Regions from separate parts of the Homo sapiens genome. Here region 2 is linked to region 1. The links are chromatin contacts, found by Hi-C or POLR2A ChIA-PET in ENCODE. All regions are on one chromosome and are shown on one strand. The core of a region is the stretch at or near the end of the contact, and the rest is flanking DNA. Distances in the headings are between cores, read along the strand shown. Region 1 overlaps LOC124904186 (a long non-coding RNA gene). Region 2 holds the start of LINC01767 (long intergenic non-protein coding RNA 1767).

The links. A loop is a pair of places that touch in the nucleus more often than their neighbours do. ChIA-PET counts read pairs that join two places held with the same protein, here RNA polymerase II (POLR2A). Pooled maps may share reads with other maps.
Region 2: a loop to region 1 is called in a map of Right ventricle myocardium inferior, with 3 times the contacts of the local background. The contact joins the promoter of LINC01767 here to the enhancer-like site in region 1. A Hi-C loop is called at or near these places in 5 of 168 maps with a recorded cell type or tissue (Caco-2, Right ventricle myocardium inferior, heart left ventricle and 1 more) and 7 of 50 pooled maps. POLR2A ChIA-PET finds 5 or more read pairs at or near these places in 2 of 52 experiments (BJ and MCF 10A).

Annotation. Positions count from the first base shown.
Region 1 is chr1:56,282,839-56,286,824 of GRCh38, forward strand. The region is part of intron 1 of LOC124904186 (a long non-coding RNA gene); the gene reads right to left. Among named protein-coding and RNA genes, the nearest start is that of LINC01767, 130 kb to the right of the region's middle. Within about 2 kb of position 2,341, at least 5 of the 41 ENCODE cell types and tissues checked have a DNase peak (open chromatin) inside an H3K27ac peak, as active enhancers do.
Region 2 is chr1:56,412,635-56,416,620 of GRCh38, forward strand. LINC01767 (long intergenic non-protein coding RNA 1767) reads left to right here and starts at 2,329. Exons shown (of 4, transcript NR_147163.1): 1 at 2,329-2,516; 2 at 2,614-2,708; 3 at 2,899-2,975; 4 at 3,148-3,332. All of the region lies in intron 1 of LOC124904185 (a long non-coding RNA gene), which reads right to left.

The DNA of each region.
Region 1 (3,986 bases), core at 1,091-3,590:
TGATGAGTGATGGGCATACACAAATTCACCTGTTTAGTAGTACCAGACCGTTCTCCAGAACGACTGCACTACTCCCCACAGCAGTGCATGAGGGTTCCCACCTGCCTTTCCCTGATAACACATCACATCACACATCAAATTTCTTACCAATCTAGTTATAATGCCAGAGGAAAAAGTACCTTTTTAGTGTCCCATTAACCCATTGGAGTGATTGAACTTAATTTCTAATAATTTTGGAGAGTGCTTCTGACATGAGCTGCTACCAAATTAATTCACTTCAAGCCAGTATTTCTATTATGTATGTGAATTCCAGACTTAATATTTATATATTTATTTTATCATTATTATTTTTTGAGACAGAGTCTCACTCTGTCACCCAGGCTAGAGTACAGTGGCGCGATCTCGGCTCACTGCAATCTCTACCTCCTGAGTTCAAGCCATTCTCCTGCCTCAGCCTCCCAGGTAGCTGGGATTACAGGCCCGCACTACCACACCCAGCTAATTTTTATATTTTTAGTAGAGACGGGGTTTCACCATGTTAGCCAGGCTGGTCTCGATCTCCTGACCTCATGATCCGCCTGCCTCGGCCTCCCAAAGTTCTAGGATTACAGGCATGAGCCACCACGCCCAGCCAATATTTATCTTTTTAAAATTTTATCTAAGTAGTGTTAGTCCAGTGCTCCAGCCTATCAGGGTTATTTAAAAATCTTTATTATTTTTATTTTTTAATTTCCTCTTTCAATTTTGAAAGGATAGAAGGAAAGCAGAAGGATGTTCATTTTCTATTTTACACATGGAAAACTGAGGCATAACGAATCTAAGTAACTTGCTCAAGGCCACCCAGTGAGAGGGAGAAAAGACATGATGTGACCAGGTATGTCCGAAGCCAAAGCCTTTCACACACTTTCAGAATCATATCACACTTTGCAAAGCCATCCAGTGTATGGGTTATTTAAGGACTAATTTGGGCTGTTTTTAATTTTAACAATTAAAAACATTATTTTCAGAATTAGAATAGTCCCTTTTCTGGCCTTTGTAACTAAATCGTAATGAAAAACTACCAATCATGGCCTTACTAAAAAATGTTCAAGACCTCAAAAGTTATCATTGCAAAAATGATTTTCTCAAGTCAGGTGCAGTGACTCATGCCTGTAATCCCAGCATTTTGAGAGGCCAAGGCAAGAGGATTACTTGAGCCCAGGAGTTTGAGACCAGCCTGGGCAACATGGCAAAACCCCATCTCTACAAAAAATTAAAAAATTAGCCAGGCGTAGTGGCACACACCTGTGGTCCAAGCTACTTCAGAGACTGAGGTGGGAGGATTGCTTGACCCCAGGAGGTTGAGGCTGCAGTGAGCTATAATTATGCCACTACACTCTAGCCTGGGTGATAGAGCGAGATCCCATCTCAAAAAAAAAAAAAGATTTTTCTCATTAAAAATGGTTCAAGATGGGGGAAAAGAAACTGTTTTTCTTTGACATCCACACTTTTGCACCTGCTGTTCACTGGGAATCACCTTTTTTATTTTAATCCGGACGACGCTTACTCTTTCAACTCTCTATTCAAGTGTTTTGCCGGACCTGACTCATAAGATTCAAATATAGGTACTGTGACTCTTTTTGACCCCTATAAGTATAAGCTAGTGTGGGAAGAAACACAAAAACAAACACATAATATGAAATGGTTCATCTTATAATCACTTGTCATATCACAAAGTCACAAAGGGAACATAGAGGAAGAAGCAAGAATCATGAAAGGTTTGCAGAGGAAATGTCTTGATCCGGCTGTTGAAGAAGGAGCAAGAACTGCCAGGTAGACGAGACAGGTGGAGAATTTCAAGCAGGAAGAACAGCAACGGCAAAGGCAGGGAGCAATGACAGAGTGTCTTTCCCCTAAAAACATGATGCATTCTTCCCCTAAATTCAGTCAAATACAAGGTTTAAGAAATTTAATAAATCCAAACCTTGGAGGTCATCTGTGTCAAAAATATGTATTTTACTCACACAGAGACAAAAACTAGCTTCCTAACACCAATCATTCAGAAGTGCAGTAAGCAATAACTGTGTTTCCCCAAATTCCCTGATGATAGGAATTATCAGGGCCTCTTATTAAAAACACAGGTTCCTGGTCCTCCTAGAGCTTCTTATTCAATGGGTCTGGGATGAAGCCAGAAACTTGTAATATTTAACAAACACCCTCAGGAGATTCTCATCATCAGAGAATTTTGGCAAACAATGATCTTTGGGCCCTGATGTTCAGCACTCCTCCAACAACCCTTTGCAGAGGAGGGAGATTCCAGCACCGTGGTCAGCCTCCTGGTCAGTTAACAATTAAACCGTGGGAACTGTTGCCCTGGGTTATGCAAGGAGATCTTTTACTAAAGAATGTTGCTTGTACCACATTTTCGTCTATAGACCCAGAGCCTGACAACTTTCCTATGTTCTCCTCTAATCCCCTTAACAATCCTGCAAGGTAGATAGTTTCTGCATTTTACAGACATGGAAAACTGAAGCACAAGGGGTTCGGAAAAATTGTAAACTGTCATGTACCTTATAATAAGTAGCCGCATGGGAATTTGAATCAGGTCCATCTGAATCCAGGCCCAAGCTCTTCCCAGAATCCTAGCATCTGGAAGGGTCAATGGTAGATTTGGCCCTCCCACAGCCAATCTATACGAATGGCTAGCCATAGTTGAAATCTACAAGCCTCAACTTCAGGATCTTTTCCATTTTAGGTTGACCCTTCACTGACCTCCACTTCCTCCACCCCACCTGCTTCACCCCAAGAAGCCATCCTGTTTGTGCCTGGCCACTCTGTTGCAATTTTCCACCAGGATTATTTGTGGCTATAACAAGCAAGACCACGCCAACGTCTGGCATTAAAAGAAGTTTGAGCCTTCATTCCTGAGGTAATGAGACCATTTTTTTCAAGTTCCTTCCTCTAAAGTTCATGAACTTAATAAAAAATAAAATAAGGCCAGATCTATTACAGCCCAGATCTGTGCTGCAGGAAGCCAGAGCTGATTGGGTAAAGGCAGAGCCTGGATGAAAAAGAAAATGTACTTATGAACTAACTCTGTCTTTACCTTCCACTGAATCCAGAGAAAGCCACAGTGGGAGGCACCACCACCCACATCTGAGCTTCCTGGTTACACACCACAGGCAGCACTAACATTACAGGAGCAAAGCGGACCTTGATATAAAGATGTTTACAGCCTTGTCTCCCTTTTGGAAACTGAGCTTTGGAGAAACCTGACACTTGGCTCTTTAAAGTGAGGATTCACATCCATCCTACCCCTGTGTACACCAACCACCCAGAAGAGTGTGAAATACTCAGGAAATGAGTGGAAGGAGTCACCCCAGGCTATGCCCTCTTTAGCCTCTTGCTCCTCAGTGCCAGGGGCCATTGCCACATGTCTCTGCAGCTGCCCGGCTCATGACCCCACATTGGTTCTTGTCATCATTGCAAATGTCTCCCCCTCTAAGACCCTTAAAGTCCACCATTCCACTCTAGGATCTCAATTCCTAGCAGCTCACTCTCAAAACTAATGCTTTAAGGCCTGTTAAAGAAAAGTTATTCAGTGATACTTGTTAAAGATTGGTAAGGCAGACTTTATCCAGGACAATTACCATACGCATAGAGGGACCACTGCAATGGGAGGTTGCAGTAGGGTAGAGAGATTGGGCTCAACTCCTAATACAGCAGGGGCAAGTGGGAATTTATAGCCAGAAAGCAGGGTGGCAGTCATGCCACCTGATGGAAAATTGCTAAGATGGAAAATTGCTAAGCAGAAACATCAAGGGTAAGGGGGATTTCTGGCAAAACTGACCTAACAGGATTCTTGCTGAAGATAGACTACAGTGGTTAGTCATCACCTGGTGGTGCAGGATGAGGAACCTACCAGATATCAAGAGGGATCAGGTATTGAGGGCAGGGAGTTCTTTCAAAACTGACTTAGTAGCATTCTTGCTAAAACTAGATTTTAT
Region 2 (3,986 bases), core at 1,079-3,578, 130 kb after region 1:
CAACTAAGCCTTATCTCCACTTGCACATTCAACCAAAACAAACAGATTCTATTAGTATCACCTTCACTAACGTGATTGCATTCATCCATTCATCCAATATTTAACAAATACTGTGTATTATACCCCGCTAAGCATTGGGAATGCCACAGTGATGAAAACACAGTCTGTGCCCTCGAGAAGCTCCTAGGACAGCAAGAAAAACAGATCTGTGAAGAGGCGATGATAAGAAGGTAATGAGTGCTCTAAATTTTGGTGGGAGGCCGGATGTGGTGGCTCACACCTGTAATCCCAGCACTTTGGAAGGCCAAGGAGGGCAGATCACCTGAGGTCACGAGTTTGAGATCAGACTGGCTAACACAGCCAAACCCCATCTCTACTAAATATATATATATATATATATATATATATATGTATTAGCTGGGTGTGGTGGCATGCACCTGTAGTTCCAGTTACTCAGGAGGCTGAGGCACGAGAATTGCTTGAACCTGGGAGGCAGAGGCTGCAGTGAGCTGAAACTGCACCATGCACTCCAGCCTGGGCAACAGAGGGAGACTCTGTCTCTAAATTAATTAATTAATTTAATTAATAAAATAAAATAAATGTTGATGAGGAAGTAGGAATCCAGGGAGACTTCCTAGTGATAATGACACCTGACCTCAAAATCCCAGAGAGGATGGTGGCTGGGGTTTTCACAGAAGGAGATGGATGCTGATGGTCATTCCAAAGATATCAATCAACAACTTTCTTCAGTCTTTTATCTTCAGTGCATTTATCACTCCATTTAAATTTTCCAGAATTGGTAAAACTTCTATGGGTCTTAATTTAAATATGATAAGCAATAACTTGTTACATTTGACTTAGGAAAACTGCATGATCCAGTGGTGACAAACCACAGGTCTGGGGATAGGCAGACCTGGGGTTGAGTTCTGCCACTACCACTTGCCAGCTGTGGGCACATCACTCACCCTGTCAGGTCCATGCCCACCTCACAGGGATGTTACTAGAAATAACATGAGGCAATTGAAGCATCTGGCACCTAATAACATTCTGTTCTTCCCCTAGGATCCTGTGACCACATCACAAACATCCCCCAGTTCCACGGGTGACTGTTTATCGTAACCCCACAGCCTTCCTTCAACCCAGCTGCTACCATCTCTCACCTGTACTATGTGATAGCCTCTGGACTTTTGTCCCCACTTCCTGCCTCATTCCGCTTTGGTCTGTTTTTCACAAAGCAGCCAAAAATGCTTGAAAATGCGTGGTGCTCATGCCTTTCCTCTGCTTCACACCCTCCCACGATTCTCCCTTGACCTCTGATAAAGTCGAAACTTTAGAACAGCTTTCATGGCCTTAATTGTTCAGCCCCTGCTCCCCTTTCAGCCTGGTCTGCCTCCCGCTACCCCATTCCACTCCATGCTCATGTTTGTCCACAGACTTCTGCCTGGAACACCATCCCTGCTGCACACCTCTTCTGCATGCTAATGCCTCTCCCTTCTCAGTGCTTCCTGGAGGAAGCCCTATGCTTTGATGCTTCTTCCAGGAAGCAACCCATGATTTCTGACCACCACAACCACGCCAAGCAACACTGGATTCAGTGCTCCCTCTCTGTCCTTCCTACCTTCTGTTTTTTCCCCATTTATCACAGTCTGTTACAATCTACTTCTCCGTATCCATCACTAGATAGTCATTTCTTAGGAATAGCTTTTGAAGCTTTTATCCCATATCTGACCTATTTTGAATGAATGAATAATCTCACAATGAATGAATGGCAGGGATGAGATTAAAACTCAGGTCAATCTGATCCCCAAACGTATGGGTTCCCATCATCCCAGTTGAAACCTAACTAAAAACTGAAGTAGTGCCATCCCCCCTCCACTGCCCCATACCCCCAATGGGTCTGCTCCCACCAGCCCCCCACCCTGCCCCCCACCACACACACACACACACACACACACACATCCCTAGCTTAGGGTCCCTCTATTTGGCATGGACTCATTTTCTGCCAGGAATGCATATCTTCCTTGCAGGCTGAGGCACTATATGGACTGTACTAAAAACACTCAACCCACTGATTCTGGTGAAATTATTTTGGAGTGACAGGGATAGGCAGGGGCTTTCCTGGGCTCAGGACTCTAGCTGGGGAGTGGCAAAAGCCACAGTGCAACTCAACTCAGGAGAAAATAAATGCCTGGAAATTTGAGCCAGCTGTTTTTTTCTTACTCACCAAAGTGCATTGAGTCAACCCTTAATCTTTTGTCAATATTTGCGGACTGAAAACACGACAAACCACCCCCTGTGCCGCTCAGAGTGTAGACACTGACTGATGGGACCAGGTACAAAATCCCCTGGGACAAAACAGAACTTTCATAACTGGCTGTAGAGTTATTGTTTTTGCCTTTTGGAAGCTTCCACCTTGTGACGGGAAGAGCACTGTCAGCCCAACACAGAAACTCTGCCGCCTGGAGTCACGTGGATCCAGATGCGAAGGGACTCCAACGTCATGCTAAGGAGTTTGGGTAATAACAATGATAAAATGCACTTATTGAGGTAGTGTTTAATGTGTTTAATGTATCTTCTTTACACGTGTTTAATGTATCTTCTTTAATCCTGAAGGCTAAGAATTTGTACAGCCATATTACAGATTTGGAAAATGATGTGAAGAGAAGCTAAGGGATTTGCCACTGCCACTCAGCTGCCAAGGATCAGAGGCAGGATTCTAGTCTGTCCCCTTTGTTCCATCACCCCTGCCTCCCCCTGGGCCCAGCCACCATCACCTCTCCTGGGGGGAGCTCCTAATTGTTCTCCCTTCTTCCTCTTGTGCGCTCCTCCAAACTATCTCCAGCCAAAGTGATCTTTAACAATGTAAATCCAGTTATATCACTCTTTCCATTGTAACAGACATTACTTCTACTTCTCAACGTCCATCCTCCAACCATTGTCCAGTGATTCAGGCAGAATTCCCTCCTGCTCAGGAGGTGAGTCGACCCAGTAGTGCCACTGGCTCTGCAACAGGAATTGGTTAGCAGGGCTTTGCATCTCCTTGGCCACAGACGTTGGGCAGGTGTGGAAAAAGGCCATCAGCTAGATGCTCAAGATTGAATTCTGAGATTGTGGGGGTGATGCTCTTGCTCTCATCCCTGTCTGCAGGTAGCCATCCTGTGACCCTGGAAGAAACCAGCCCAAGGAAGGTGCTAACCTACAGAAGAAGGACATGGCCAGGGTAATCACATAGACCCGGAGTTGAAGCCCTGACTGCACCACACCCGAAGCCTCCCCACCTTTCAACCTCTCGGTGATGGTGAACCAATAAACTCTTTTTATTGTTCAAGCCAGTGTGAGTTAGGTTCGCTATAATTTGCTGCAGAAAGTCTCCTGAGTGATTCAGATGCCTGTTGGTGCTCCTGGAATTGCATCCAGATGCCCTACCTTAGTATTAAAGTCTCACTCAACTCTAAGATCAATGAGTGGGGAGGGTGAGGGCTAGATTTTCATTGACCCTGGTGTTGCCAGCCCCTGCTGGACATCAATCTGGCACAAAGCAGACAATGTTAATTTTTTTTTCCTTGAAGGAGTAAACCCAGGTCTCTCTCCAGTGTCTTATCAGCCTCCCAAAGGCGGGGAATCCCACTGGGGTCCCTGATCACCTTCCAGAGCCACCTCTCTGCAATCAGCTGCATTTTGCTAGAATCGGCCTTGCTGTCCACCTTCCCCATCAGCGTCCTCATGGAGACCACCATGAGGGAGGGGCCAGCGGGTCTGAACTTGAGGCTATGTCTAGCAGTGTGTCTGAGCTCCAGGTACCCAGGAGGGGGCCATGGCCGAGTGATGCCCAGGGCACAGGATGGTGCAAGCAAGATGTAAACAAGATGCAAACAAGATGGTGCAAGGAGATGCAAACAAGATGTTTGCAAGGAGATGTTTGCAACAAGATGTTTGCAAAGAGATGTTTGCAACAAGATGTTTGCAAGGAGATGCAAACGAGATGG